Regions from separate parts of the Homo sapiens genome. Here region 1 is linked to region 2. Evidence: chromatin loops called from intact Hi-C (ENCODE). Cell type or tissue: heart left ventricle. All regions are shown on one strand.

Region 1 (8,000 bases), 830 kb after region 2:
TTGAACTCCTGGCCTCAGTGATCTGCTCACCTCGGCCTCCCAAAGAGCTAGGATGACAGGCGTGAGCCACCGCACTCAGCCAGAGAAGCTAAGGCTTTGAACAGCAAAGACTTCCCATTGAGCCAAAACAAGGGACTCAGTCCTGCTGCAAAAACCAGGCTGAGGGCATTGCTGGTCTCCAATCTTATTGTTTAACTTGACTTCAAGGTACCTGCCCTTAGGCTGAGACAGCTGGGCATGGGGACATGCAAGGAGATAAGGCAGCCTGAGACTCCCATCCACGGAGGAAATTTGGATGTGGTTCCTGGCACATGGGACTGCCTGAAAGTGAATAGCTCAGAAGCCTACTTTTGGGAAAAGCCTACTCTCAAAGAAAAATGAGTCTGGGCTGGGCGCAGTGGCTCATGCCAGTAATCCCAGCACTTTGGGAGGCCGAGGCGGGCGGATCATCTGAGGTCAGGAGTTCAAGACCAGCCTGGCCAACATGGTGAAACCCCGTCTTTACTAAAAATACAAAAATTAGCTAGGTGTGGCACTGCACGCCTATAGTCCCAGCTACTCAGGAGGCTGAGGCAGGAGGATTGCTTGAACCCGGGAGGCGGAGGCTGCAGTGAGCCGAGATCGCACCACTGCACTCCAGCCTGGGTCTCAGGGTGTGATTTCATAAAAGAAAAAAAAAGAGAGAGAGAGAGAGAAATGAGTCTGGCCTAAAATAGCTGACTGGAGTCTTAAAACACCCTGTGGAACCCCAAACTGTTATTAGCAGGAAGTGGGCTGTGAAGGCTCCTTGCCCCGGAGGAGGGCACACTTCCCACTGCCTGCCTGCCTTGTGGCCAAGGAAAATAACAGACAAGGAGGAGCCTCTCGAGAGGCTGAAGCAGGGATTTGTGGAGGAACATGCTCCTCTGCCAGGGCAGAGGTTGATCCAGTGCTGCCCAGCAGGGCTCCAGTGCTGCGGGCAGCTAGTGCTGTGCCTCTTTTCTGAATGGAGTTACAGTTGCAGTTATCCTGCCCCTCTCCATCGTGTGTGTGTGTGTGTGTGTGTGTGTGTGTCTGTGTGTGTGTGTCTGTGTCTGTGTGTAGATCAGAAGAAGCCATTCCTAAAGCTGGGAGAGAGGAGACTGCATGTCACCTGGAAATCTTGGACTCGGAGGTGGCTGTGGTGACCACATGGGCATCGGTTGGCTCTCTTGGGGCTGGGGGTAAATGCATCTGAGTGTGGAAGGAGGGTCCATGCAGATACTGGTTGGCAGGGGGTAGACTGTAGCCGTGCCTGACAGCTTTCCATGGGGAATGCCGTGCCGGCTTTTTCCAGGGCACTCGCTAGACTATATTTCCCAGCCTCCCTTACAGTCAGCTAAGGCCACACCACTAAGTTCTTCCCACCAGAATGTGAGTGAGGAACAAATGCCACTTCCAGCCCTTCTGTGCTTCTAGCCCTTTCTGGCCAATGGAACTTGGACAAGGTGACTGAGACTCAACAATGCAGAGGACAGTAAGGCACTGACAGATAAAGACCAAACTGGAAGCTGGAATGAGTGTAGTTCCTAATTCACTTCAGGAGGTATGCCAACCCTGTACTGCCCAGAGAGGAGGACACAAACGTTATTGGTTTGAGCTATTAAATATTTGGGTCTATTTGTGATAGCAGCATGGCCTGCTCTAACTATTAGGGTATTAAATAAAATAATATTGAAACTCTGGAAACAACCTGAATGTCCAACAGTAGGGGATGGGTTAAATGGATTATGTCACATCCATGCAATCTAATACTATTTCATTAAAAATAATGTGGTGGATACTCAGTCACATGGAAAGATGCCTAAGATTGTTGCTGCTCAGGAAGAAAACCAGGTTCTAATGGGAGAGGCAGGGAAGGAGAGAGGAAGATACCTATGACGTGGAAGGTGTTTTATCTTACCCTGGGTGGCCCAAAGTTCCAGATTTCCTCAAATTCATCAAATAGACACTCTGCTTTTTGACATTCCAAATCTGGTTGAGGCCACGTTGGTTCGAACTCTGAAAGCCAAAGTTAAGAAGTACGTTACTATTTTTCAGTGAATTATAACCCATTAATGCATAATTTATATATTGCTACTTCTACATTCGAGTGCCTGTAACCGAGTGCTCCATTTTTTCTAAGAAAAAGGGAATATGTTGCTTTTCTTAAAAAAAATTATCCTCTCTTCTCTTCTCCTCTCCCCTGGTTCCCGGTTTCCTACTTAGCCCTTCAGAAATGCAAATATAACCTTTCACCTCCCCTTCACCATACATTCCCTTCAGGGCAAGCTTTTCTAACTGTATGCTCTTCCAGAGCACAGATCTCTCCACATGACAGTAGATTCGCAGACCAAAGCAAACCCATCACGGAACTTTCACCTCCAGTGGGTGGTGGCCTGGCACTTCCACCCTTGGGGGTTGCCTCAGGACTTTCATTCACTGGGAGGGCATACTGAAAGCATGCCCACTTGGCCACTGCTACAGCTTATTACTAACCAGGAAGGTGCCAAGTCAACTGTCCTGTAGAGTATGCACGGAACTAGCAGAGGGACCCCCCCACTTGCCCTTGCACACTTCCCCCCTTACCTTATAAAAGTGTCCACTTTCTACTTCCAAGGGGAAGCAGCACTTTTAAAGAAAGGCAGGATGCTTTGTACCCCTCACCCAAGCTAGTTTCGGAGTAAATTCACTTTTTTTGGTACCAGGCCTTGCTCTTGTTAATTGGACTCTGCATCCGGTGAACAACTAACCTGCATTTTGGTTAAATAATCATGCTGAAGTTTTTTTTTTTGGTTTTTGTTTTTTGTTTTTGAGATGAAGTCTCGCTCTGTCGCCCAGGCTGGAGTGCAGTGGCACGATCTCGGCTCACTGCAACCCCCGCCTCCCGGGTTCGAGTGATTCTCGTGCCTCAGCCTCCCGCGTAGCTGGGATTACAGGCACCCGCCACCGCACCCGATTTTTTGTATTTTTAGTAGAGACGGGGTTTCACCATGTTGGCCAGGCTGGTCTTGAACTCCTGGCCTCAAGTGATCTGCCCTCCTCAGCTTCCCAAAATGCTGGATGTGAGCCACCGCACCCAGCCCTATATTAAAGTATTTTAGGAATATTTCTTAGGATTTTTTTTTTTTTACCTTCTTTTAGTGCATTACAGTGATTCTCCCTGTGTCTCTCTAAGCCCGTGTTTTCCAATAGGCTAGCCAACAAGCCACACGTAGCTATTTACATTTAAATTTAATGAGATAAAATATAAAGTCAGCTCCTCAACTGCACCACCAGTTTCGAGAATCCTGTGGCCACATGTGGCTAGTGGTGCAGACACAGCATTTCCATCACATCAGGAAGTTCTACTGGGCAGGGCTGCTGCAGGCTGTTCAGGTTACAGGGTGGTTAGCAGGAGGCTGGGAGGCATCCACAATGCTCTTAAAAGGTCACTAAGAGAGGCAACAGGAAATAGCAAGAGGCAGAATCCTGCTGAAGTCCAGAAGATTTGGCTCTGACTGCTGACTGCTGTCTGACAGATCTTATTATCATGATCTGCAGGACAGAATGTGACCTGTTGATTTTTTTTAGTCCCTAACTGCTGGACATCCAGGTGACAGGGTCTGAGTTGATTACCACCAGCTCTGCTGACCAGCTGGGGAGATGAAGGAAATAATCAGACAAGAGCCACTGGGGCACAAGAGTGGTGCAGCTGGAGTAGGGAGATGCAGGGGAGGTGACAGGGGAGGTGATGGAGCGAGGAGGGGGCGCCCTGGGTCTTGCCAAGGACCTCAGCTGGACGTCATCCTGGGAAGGCACCGAAGGGCTTTAAGAGATTGGTGATAAGGTTTACATTCTCCAAAGGTCACTGGTTGCCATGGAGAGAAGAGGCGAGAGACTGTTAGTTACTGCTCTTGAGCCAGCAGTGCCCTTAGCAAACTCAGAAAAGAGAAGGCAGAAGGCACAGGGCTGGGAAGTAAGTGGAGGAGGAAACGGGCTGGGGGACAGTGGATGGGGAGGGTGGGGCAGAGTGCAGACCTTAGAAACACATGTCTCTGAAGAAGTGAGAGGGCAGCCATGATAACCACTGTTAGAGCTATCGCACATTCTACAGTGTTCTCCATCTGCTTGACACTGCTCTCAGCCTTTATGTAAATGGACTCAGTCTTCATTACAATCCTGTGAGGGACGTACTCTTATTACAGTCCTTATTCTTGGTAGTTATGTGCTACAAAGTTGCCACAAACACTCAACGAGCAAATTATTTATAGGAGAAATACAAGGCTAGGTACCCTGTAAGCTGCTGGTCACAACATTGTTACCAATCGATCAATATATAACCTTATTTCTGTTTAAAGACACCTTATGTAATATATATAGTTGATTCATTAACACTGATCTTGGCTGGGCATGGTAGCTCACACCTGTAATCCCCGCACTTTGGGAGGCCAAGGTGGGAGGATTACTTGAGCTCAAGAGTTTGAGACCAACCTGGGCAACATAGAGAGACCTCATTTCAACTTGAAAAATAAAAAACATGAGGCCGGGCATTGTGGTTCGTGCCTATAATCTCTGCAGTTTGGGAGGCGGAGGCGGGTGGATCACCTGAGGTCAGGAGTTCAAGACTAGCCTGGCCAACATGGTGAAACCCCGCCTCTACTAAAAACACAAAAATTAGCAAGGCGTGATGACATGTGCCTGTAATCTGTGCTACTCAGGAGGCTGAGGCAGAAGAATTGCTTGAATCCGGGAGGTGGAGGTTGCAGTGAGCCAGGATCGCACCATTGCACTCCAGCCTGGGTGATGAGCAAAATTCCACCTAAAAAAATATCAAAAACATTATCTGGGTGTGGTGGGGTGTACCTGTAGTCCCAGCTACTCAGGAGGCCGAGGTGGGAGGATTGCTTGAGCCAGAGAGGTAGAGGCTGCAGTGAGCTATGATTACACCATTGCACTCCAGCAGCCTGGGCAACAGAGGGAGACCCTGTCTCAAACAACAACAACAACAAATTAATTGATCTCAGGACAACAGCACCTTAACTCATGCCTGACAAAGCTTCTCTAACACATGCATTTTCTCTGTAAGGAACATCACAGCCTCCTCGTGCTAAACTTTGCACTACACTTGGAGACAATTTTAACAGAGAAATAACCAAGAAAAAAGCATAAAAATCTGAAAAACATGGCACTAATCAGACTGTGAAAAGGACACAGTTTACACTATGACAGCTGAAATAAGAAGGCAGGGCAGCACTTTGTTGGACCTTGGCTGGGAACATGAGCCTGGAGGAGCTCACATTTTTTTGCCGCTCTGCACACATCTTTGAAACGACCCCAAAAGGCTAGGGGTACTGATTTTGGGGTAACAAATTTTAGCAAGTGAGCAAATTAACAAGTACAGACTCTTAACGAATGAGGATCAACTATAGTTGTGTTTTACAGATGAGGAAACTGACGCACCAAAGGGTAACTTGCCTACACAGATACACAGACATTAAGTGGCAGAGCTGGGATTGAACCCAAGCTGTCTGGCCCCAGAGTCTGTGCACAGTGGAAGGAATTGTTTTCCCAGGAATTAAAGCAGTGCTCAAAACATCCAAGGAAAAGTGTCTGAGAATGTGGGGCTCACCTCAGGGAAGTTTCCATCTCTCCAGGATCCTGGCCCCTCAAACCTTAGTTGTCTTAGTCGCTGATACCTTCACAATAGCTGTTTTTGTTTGTGTGTGTGTGTGTTTAATTTAATAGAGATTTGATGGTTGTTACTGGTGGGAAGGTCAAATGCAGTTACTCCTTCAAAGGCACAAGTAGAAGTCTTTCTTCGGCTGTTTTTAATCATAAAAAAGAACCGTTGCCAAATACTCCTTGCTTTATATTCTACCTGCTTTTGCCAATTTAATATTCCTCGGGCAACTGCTAAACCTTTTGGAACCTCAGTTTACTCCTCTGAAGGAAGGGATCGTGGTACTCACAACAAACCTCACAACCGTGAGCATAAAACAAGAGAACAGAAATACCCCAAGTACAGAGCCTGAGGGTATTCAGGCTCTGAACAAAAGAATGGAGAACTAGGTGAGAGGCAAACTTCCGCCTCTGCCTAAGGGAGGCTCCATTCTGTTCTGCTTGAGGGAGGCAAAGCTTGGAGGTCAAGGTCATAGGATGAGTGTTCTTCCTTTTTTTTTTTTTTTCTGAGACGGAGTCTTGCTCTGTTGCCCAGGCTGGAATGCAGTGGCACAATCTAGGCTTATTGCAACCTCCGCCTCCCGGGTTCAAGTGATTCTCCTGCCTCAGCCTCCTGAGTAGCTGGGATTACAGGCGTGCACCTCCATGCCCAGCTAATTTTTGTGTTTTTAGGAGAGACAGGTTTCAGCATGTTGGTCAGGCTGGTCTCACTCCTGACCTCATGATCCACCCACCTTGGCCTCCCAAAGTGCTGGGATTACAGGCGTAAGCCACCGCACCTGGCCATGATGAGTGTTCTTTCTAAAGCCACCTGGCAGCCATGTCTCCCTCTAACTCCAGGTCACCCGTGAGCCCTTGGACCACAAGTCATGGTAGGCTTGCCTAGCTTGAGGCTTCAGATGTGTGTGCTCACTCACACAGTGCCTGCTCATGGGATGCATTTGAGGAAATATTAGATAGTTTCTGGGCCTGAAGTCTCAGGCCCAGTGGTCAGGAACCACTTGACCCAATCATTGCCTACCCCCTGGTAAGGACTGGCCTGGATGGCCAGCAGGGAGCCCAGCTTTCCTTCCCAGGTGTCCCCTTGTCACCCCCGGCCCTGTCAAACCACAGCACTTGAAGAGTGAATCAGGACCCATACCTCGCAGGGGAGGATGAACTGGCACCACCACTTTTGGCATCAAATGAGTTGATTATTGGCTGCCCCTTTGCCCAGCAATTCCATTCTGAGAAATTCACCTGAAAGGAACTTCTGTCCATGCACAAGAACAGTCACAGCAGCACCATCGTAACAACAGAACACTGCAATCAACCAAATGTCACCTAAAGGAACCTGGATAGTGTGATTTACAGTGTGATATATTTACCCAACCAGATACTATCCAGCAGTGAGAACAAATAAAGGACAACTGCATGCATCAATGCAGATGACGCACAAAAACAGTGTTGAACAAAAGGGGCAAGCCATAGCAGAACAGATACAGCAGAATACCTTGTATATAAGCAATACATGGATTGGGGGAGATACAGAGGAGGTCAAACTCTAAGAAAAGGAGGGTACGATGAACAGAATTCGGGCTGGCAGATTCCTCCAGGGAGGACAGGGCAGTGATGGGGTGAAGACAAGGGCCTCCAGAGGAACAAACAAATTCTATCTCTTAACCTGGTGTCAGGGATACAAGTATTTGTTATTTGTCTTAGTCTGGGATGTTATAACAAAATACCAGCCACTGGGTGGCTTATAAACAATAGAAATGTGTTTCTTAGAGTCCTGGAGGGTGGGAAATCCAAGATCAATGCACCAACAGCTTTGGTGTCTGGTGAGGGCCAGTTTCCTGGTTCATAGATGATGCCTTGTCACTGGGCTCCGTTGGGCTATTTTAGAAGGGCACTAATCCCAATCATATGGGCTCCACCCTCATACCTCATCACCTCCCAAGGGCCCCACCTCCTAATATCACTTTGGTGATTAGGTTTTAACATATGAATGGTGGGGTGACACAAACATGCAGACCATAGCATTTATTATTAGTTTATAAGCAGTATAAATATTTATTTATTTATTTATTTTTTTCTTTGAGATGCAGTCTCGCTCTGTCACCCAGGCTGGAGTGCAGTGGCACGATCTCGGATCACTGCAAGCTCTGCCTCCCGGGTTCACGCCATTCTCCTGCCTCAGCGTCCCGAGTAGTGGGGACTACAGGCACCCGTCACCACGCCCGGCTAATTTTTTGTATTTTTAGTAGAGATGGGGTTTCATCGTATTAGCCAGGATGGTCTCCATCTCCTGAACTCGTGATCCACCTGCCTCGGCCTCCCAAAGTGCTGGGATTACAGGCGTG
Region 2 (8,000 bases):
AATATTGTTAAAATGTCCATATTACCCAGAGCAATCTACAGATTCAATGCAACCCCTATCAAAATACCAATGACATCTTTTATGGAAATAGAAGAAACAATCCTAAAATGTATATGGAATAACAAAAGACACAGAATAGCCAAAGCTATCCTGAGCCAAAAGAACAAAACTGCAAGAGTCACATTATTTGACTTCAAATTATGTTACAAAGCTATAGTAACCAAAACAGCATGGTATTAGCATAAAAACAGACACACAGACCAATGGAACAGAATACAGAACCCAGAAACAAATCCACACACCTACAGTGAATTCATTTTTGAGAAAGGTGCCAAGAACAGACACTGGAGAAAAGACAGTCTCTTCAACAAACGGTGCTGGGGAAACTGGATTTCCATATGCAGAAAATGAAACTAGACCCCTATCTCTCACCATATACAGAAATCAAATCAAAATGGATTAAAGACTTTAATCTGTGACCTCAAACTATGAAACTACTACAAGAAAACATTGGGAAAAATCTCCAGGACATTGGTCTGGGCAAAGACTTCTTGAGCAATACTCCACAAGCACAGGCAGCCAAAGCAAAAGTAGACAAATGGGATCACATCAAGTTAAAAATCTTCTGCATGGCAAAGGATACAATCAACAAAGCGAAGGGATAACCCACAGAATTGGAGAAAATATTTACAAACTACCCATCTGACAAGGGATTAGTTACCAGAATATATAAAGAGCTCAAACAACTCTACAGGAAAAAAAAAATCTAATAATCCTATCAAAAAATGGGCCAAAGATTTGAATAGACATTTCTCAAAAGAAGACATACAAGTGGCAAATAGGCATATGAAAAGGTGCTCAACATCATTGATCATTAGAGAAATGCAAACCAAAACTACAATGAGATATCATCTCATGCCGGTTAAAATGGCTTATATCCACAAGACAGGCAATAACAAATGCTGGTGAGGATGTGGAGAAAAGGAAACCCTTATATACTGTTGTAAGAATGTAAATTAGTACAACCACTATGGAGAACAGTTTGGAGGTTCCTCAAAAAGCTAACAATTGAGCTATCATATGATGCAGCAATCCCACTGCTGGGTATATATGCAAAACAAAGGAAATCAGTATATCAAAGAAATACCTGCACTCCCAAGTTTGTTGCAGCACTGTTCACAATAGCCAAGATTTGGAAGTAACCTAAGAATTCATCAACAGGTGAATGGATAGAGAAAATGTGGTACTTATAGACAATGAACCACTATTCAGCCATTAAAAAGAATGAGATTCTGTCTTTTGCAACAACATTGATAGAACAGGAGATCACTATGTTAAGTGAAATAAGCCAGGCACAAAAAAAACAAATATCACATGTTCTCACCGTGTTTGAGGGATCTACAAACCAAAACAACTGAACTCATGGACATAGGGAGTAGAAGGATGGTTACCAGAGGATGGGAAGGATAGTCAGGGCAGGGAAGGGATGGCATAGTGGGGAGGTGGGATGGTGAATGGGTACAAAAAATAATAGAGAGAATGAGTAAGACCTAGTATTTAATAGCACAACGTGGGGACTATAGTCAATAGTAATTTAATTGTACACTTTAAAATAACTAAAAGAGTATAATTGGATTGTTTGTAACACAAAGGATAAATGCTTGAGAGGATGGATACCCAGTTTTTCATGATGTGATTATTATGCATTGCATGCCTGTACCAAAATCTCATGTATTCTATAAATACATACACCTACTATGTACCCACAAAAATTAAACATAAAATAATAAAAAATAAACCAAAACAAACAAAAATATATAAAAGTATATACAGTGTGATGTGAGAGACCAAAATAGATGCCCCTTTATCAACTAAGACAGAACCTAAGGTTAAAAAAAAAACAAAAAGTTACCTATGGGTTGGGGATTCAGGGATGGTTTGGCATGGCAAATTTCTAAATTCTCACTAAATATCCTAACAATAGGAGATATCAGGCCAATTGTCCTAATTCTGACTTACGATCCAAACCACTATGACTCTAATTGGATAAAGGACTGGCCTTACAAACTTTCTTCTCTGATAAGCAATTGCAGACCTTTAAACAGTTTCAGCCAGCTGATAGAGGCTGTGCATAAACTGTCTTTGTGTCCTAAAGTTCACCCTTTGATAAAGCCAAATTCCACCTCATTTTAATGTTAAAACCCAGTCCCAAAGTGAACGTAGGATGTATGTCATATGCATATTTATCCATTACATATGCGCACAGCTCCCTCATAAATACGTATAGCTTTTCCCCCCGAACCTCCTGAATATGCATGATTCAGGCCCTGTGAGGCATAAAACCCAAACTGTGCTTCCCCTCGTCCATGCTGGAGACTTTCTCTTCCCAGCTTCCAAACCAATATCTCCAATAAAGCTCTCCTTTCTACTATTTAGCCATCCTGGTGATCTTTTGGTCAACAATAGCAAATATTAACCAAAGGAAATTGAATTCTTATAATAACATCCTATGTAAGAGACTTTGAGCAAAAATTACTAGTTACAAAGATCATTATCTACTGATTAAAAGAGCAAGTCACCAAGAAAGTATATAACAATCTTATGTCAATAAACCTAACAACATATAGAATATTGACACTGTTTGGATATTTGTCCCTGCCCAAATCTCATGTTGAATTGTAATTCCCAATACTGGAGGTGAGGCCTGGGGGGAGGTGTTTGGGTCATGGAGGCAGATCCCTCATGGCCTGGTGCCATCGTCATAATAGTGAGTGAGTTCTCGCACTATCTGGTCATATAAAAGTGTGTAGCTCCTGCCCCCCAACTCTCTTTCTTGCTCCTGCTTCTGCCATGCGATGTGCCTGCTCCCCCTTCACCTTCTGCCATGAGTAAAAGCTGTCTGAGGACTCCCTAGAAGCTGAGCAGATGCCAGCACCATGTTTCCTATAAAGCCTGTAGAACTGTGAGCCAATTAAACCTCTTTTCTTTGTAAATTACCCAGTCTCAGGGATTTCTTTATAGCAATGCAAGAACAGCCCAATACAAATACGTAAGACAAAAATAGACCAGAATCACAGAAATAAAATGACAAATCCACATTTATGCAGGAAGATTGTAACACACATTTCTCAACCCTTTGGTTCCTTAAATCCAAATCTCTACATACATCCTCCAAAACCATACAGGTCAACAGTAAAGCAAATAAAACTTCACAATTGCCCAGAGGTAGAGCATAGTGAAGGATAGGGAATACCACAAACTTGGATTTACATGTAGGTAGAACAGTCCAGAATCCGTAGAGCCAAATCAGAGCCCATGCTGAAACAGAATCAGGCAGGGATTATATGGAAGACAGGAGAGGTGGCAAGTCTCTAGCAGGGGTGAAACACAGAGGACAGCACCCACAGAAGGAGAACGCCCTTCCCTGATGAGGAAATCGTAAGAACAAGTCTAAGACCAGAAGATCTGAAGCATGACTTTTCAAGGAAGTATCCAGGACCACAGTTATAGTCTTGGGAAGACACTGCTTCTGGGAAGGAGCAGTACAACTAGAAGGTAAAGAAAAATGAGAAATAAAACACAAGAAAATAAGGATCCTAGGGCTGTAAGGTAGTATCACGATTATCAGTAAACATCACTCCCTCCTATGTTTCACCACCCCAGAAACGTGTCATTAATTAAATAAGCCTCACTTCACTGTTAGAACTGAAGAGGGCACTCTTGAACTAGGATATTGAGCAAACTGCCCAAAGTTTTCATTCCTCCTGGATAGAATTATCTATGATTGCTGCTAGTCCAGGAAAATCCATCATACTTTAAATGAACAGAACAAGGCAACATTACTATGAGAAGAACACAATAAAGAAGAATAAAAACTAAGCTCATGAAAATTCTCCCCCTGAAATAGTCCCAGTCACAGAAGTCCTCCATTAGCATTTCTATTCAATAATGCACTAGAGAGCCTAGAAAATGCAGTAAAACAAGAAAGACAAGCAAAATCAACATTAGCAAATAGCATAATTGGAATAAAGGAAACAAAATCATCATCTTCCATGGATGACAAAGTTGTTTACATTTTTAAAAATACAAGAGAATCTACAAATTATAACAATAGGCAAGTTTCAGCAAGGTTGTTGGATAAAAGATCAATATACAAAAATAGCATAGCCATATACCTGCAACAAGAAATTAGAAAGCATAATCAAAGGAGGAAAATCCCATTTATACTTGCAACAAAATATCTGTTTCCTATAAGAATACATGTAACAGAAGATATACAAGTCATTTATGGGGAAAATACAAAATGTTGTGGAAAAACGTAAAATAATTTATGTACGTGTGGAATGGTGGATATAATGATAGCAATTATTCCATCCAAAAAATTTAAAGCACTTCCAATCTAAACACCAATAAGGTGTTTTGTAGAACTTGACAAACAAATCCTAATAGTCATATGACTCTATGAAGTGCCAAAGAGAGTCAGTATAAAAATAGACCAATTGAGAAAATGTAAAGCCTAGAAGCAGAACTGCTTAAATATAGGAATTTGGTGTATGATGGAAATGGCCTTACAAGTTAGTGAGGAAAGAGTGAGTCACGTGATGCTGGGCTAAACCTTTAGTCTTATAAAAATATTACATATAAGCATATATAATTACATGTATATTACGTATATATGTATGCATTATATATGAAATTTCTAAAATTTTAGAATTTGACATTTCATATTTAGGTCTTGACTAAATTGTAAATTAAAACTTCTGTTGATCAAAAGATACTATAAACAAAGTTTTCAGAAAAGTCATAGACTGGAAGAAGATGTTTATTATAAATCTAACCAAAAGGCTGGGTGCAGTGGCTCATGCCTGTAATCCCAACACTTTGGGAGGCCAAGGCAGGTGGATCACTTGAGGTCAGGAGTTTGAGACCAGCCTGGCCAACATGGTGAAACCCCGTCTCTACTAAAAATACAAAAATTAGCCAGGCGTGCTGGCGGGTGCCTGTAGTCCCAGCTACTTGGGAGGCTGAGGCAGGGGAATCACTTGAACCCAGGAGGCGGAGGTTGCAGTGAGCCAAAACTGCGCCATTGCACTCTAGCCTGGGAGACAGCGCAAGACTCCATCTCAAAAAAATAGTAAAATAAAATGAAATAAATCTAACCAAAAGAGGATCAATAAAATAAATCTAACCAAAAGAGGATTAATAACAGAATTAATTTTTTAAAACTCTTTTTTTTTTCTTTTTAGACAAAATCTCACTCTGTCATCCCCAGGCTGGAGTGCAGTGGCACAATCATGGCTCACTGCAACCTCTGCCTCCCAGGTTCAAGCAATTCTCCTGCCTCAACCTTCCAAGTAGCTGGAACTACAGGCATGCATCACCAGGCCCAAGTAATTTTTGTATTTTTAGTAGAGATGGGGTTTTGTCATGTTGGCCAGGCTGGTCTTGAACTCCTGGCCTCAAGAGATCCACCTGCCTTGGTCTCCCAAAATGCTGGGATTATAGGCCTGAGCCACTGTGCCCAGCCTTTAAAACTCTTGCAAATCAAATTTAGTAATTAGTGAAATGCAAAGTAAAACAACAATGAAATGCCATGTAATATCTATTAGATTGATAAAAATTAAAAATCCCTATTTATAAGGATATGAAACAATAAATATGTTCAAGCAAAACTAGTGGCAATATCTTGCAAAATTGAAGGTGCATATGTCTTATTACCCAACAATTCTGAGTATAAAGAAAACTCTTTTTTAAAAAATGTTATTGCGAATTGGTGATTTATAATTGTAATATTTATGGTGTATAAAGAAACTCTTACATATATATTCAAGGAGATGTGTATAATGACAGTTACTGTGGCCTTATTTGTAATAGTGAAAATTTGGAAGCTAATGTCCTGCAAGAAAATGGATATATTGAATGGCCATATAAATCATGATAAACCATTTCTTTAAAAACATTGAAGCATGTATAGTAAAAATATTAACTTACATTATAACTGGGTAATGAGTAGATGGATGTTTGAAGAGTATTTTAGATAATGAAAATATTCCATAATCTTAAAATATGTTTGTGTTAATAGACAACAGTGAACTTGCTTCCCTACCCTCTTCCTACTCAAAGTTATGACTCAAATGATATGCTTATCAGGAACCCCAGCAGAACACTGGAGAGTTGCTTTGGGTAGAACTGTCCTGCAGGTCAGCTTTTGGGTATCTCTCCACTCGTGTAAAGCAGATAGAAACCTATCCCTCCTAATTGAGCCCTTTTGCCTCTCCTTATTATCACCTCCCAGCACAGAGTCTGATACAAAGTAGGCAATGAGAAACATTCATTGAATATTTAAATCAATAAAAATAAAATTAGAATATAAAGAGATATAGATTAACTACACTGAGTATGCAAAGTAAATACAGGTGAAAGATTAAAACATTCAGTTATCTTTCTAAAAAGGCATTGTGGAACAAAATGGAAACTTTTATAATATTGAATGATGACTTTCAGCCAATTACTCACCAACTCTTTGTGATTGCCTTCTCCTTCCCTCACCCCCTTAAAAAAAAAATCCAAAAAACAGGGCAACAATCAATTTTTAAGTGATAGAGAGTACATTATGTGCTCCCCAAATTTGAAATAAGGTGGTCTTTTGAGAATAAAAATATGGGAAATCAACATGGATATTCCTCTAGATATTAGCTGTAGCAAAAAGAACAAGTCCATTAAGAGAAATGCCCTTCAGAGAAACTCCAGGAAGCAAGAGGTCAGAAAAACAACAGAGGCATTATTTCTAGGCATTGTCTTGGGGAAGAGGTATCCTGGTTTACAAACAGATCCCCCTGGTTCTGGAAGCAGAGCTGGACTACATCAATGTCAATCCACCAACCCGGACTTACTGACAGCCAACAGTGATTTAAGTCATTATCTGGAACCAGCAGGAACAAGCCTGTGCCAGGTGGCTCTGCTTTACAGCTCCCATCCCTACTCGTGGCTCTTAGGTCCAAATACCAGTCTGATCAGGGCCCTCTTTGGGATTTCCTTTTCTTAATAGAAACTACTGGAAAAGGGGCACTCACTCTCCCGTGACAGTAACTGAGAGATGTAATATCCTCCAGCCGGTGGAAGAAGTTGGTCCTCAGCGGGAGGGAATAAAGCCAACAGGAAGAGAATCCCAGGTTTTTTTTAGTCCTGAGTCCAGTCATCTCTGAAGTCAGGCTCTTCCAAGGACTTTCCCAAAGTTCCATGAGGCACTCCAGTACTCTTTTAATAAACTGTCCTTTTTGCCCAAGAAAATTTTAATTGTGTTTTTGTTCCTTACAACCGAAAGAATCCTATTACAATCAGGCCACCAAAGTCTAAGGCCATTAATCATTGTAATCACGTAACCAACTCCCCTTGCTCTGATTCCAAAGAGTGAACAACATTCTGATGATTGTTTGGCTTCCCGTATGGTTTTTCACAGAGAGAGAATGCCTTTTATTAGGCTGACATGACCGTCTGGTGTGCTTGAAATTTTTATTTCTCATTATAAATTAACTACTTAGAATTCTGGTGTTTATCGTGATTTAATGAGCACGAGTTGATCTCCATGTGTCAGATAAATTCTGAAGTACTGATAAAAACAGGCTTTCTGGAAATGTAAAACCAGAAACCAGTAAATTCACTAGGATATGCCACACTGTAAGGATGCCGGGAATTTAGGTGGCTGGCTTTCACCCTGCACCACCCACAATTTGCTACACGTGCCCTCTTTTGTCTTTAACAGTTGTAGTTATTATATACTTTATAAGGCAGAGTACAATGAAAGATGTTTCGTAAGATAAGAAAGGAAAAGGTGTCTGATAATGGAGTTATCATAAAATTCATGGTATGAGTTAAAACGTCTACAGCTGCCCTAACACCAGTGGTAACATATGTGACTGGATGACAAGATGATGTACCCAAGCCCACAGAATCACAGCTTCTTAGGCTCAAAGAAACCTTAAAGATCAACTGTTTCTTTT

Evidence for each region. Peaks named below come from ENCODE experiments on the same cell type or tissue, not always from the same donor. Only the 100,000 strongest peaks of a DNase experiment are listed, where the experiment ranks them.
Region 1: a loop joins it to region 2, with 5 times the contacts of the local background. A loop is called at or near these places in 9 of 110 quality-filtered maps.

Annotation. Positions count from the first base shown.
Region 1 is chr9:69,040,404-69,048,403 of GRCh38, reverse strand. FXN (frataxin) reads right to left here. Exons shown (of 5, transcript NM_000144.5): 2 at 1,922-2,019. Among named protein-coding and RNA genes, the nearest start is that of FXN, 8.7 kb to the right of the region's middle. RefSeq lists an enhancer at 2,039-3,034 and a silencer at 3,337-3,631. In heart left ventricle, no CTCF peak of the experiment used is centred here; no DNase peak of the experiment used is centred here; H3K27ac peaks cover 1,196 bases.
Region 2 is chr9:69,873,778-69,881,777 of GRCh38, reverse strand. All of the region lies in intron 4 of CFAP95 (cilia and flagella associated protein 95), which reads right to left. Among named protein-coding and RNA genes, the nearest start is that of CFAP95, 57 kb to the right of the region's middle. In heart left ventricle, a CTCF peak has its summit at 3,718 (motif pointing right); no DNase peak of the experiment used is centred here.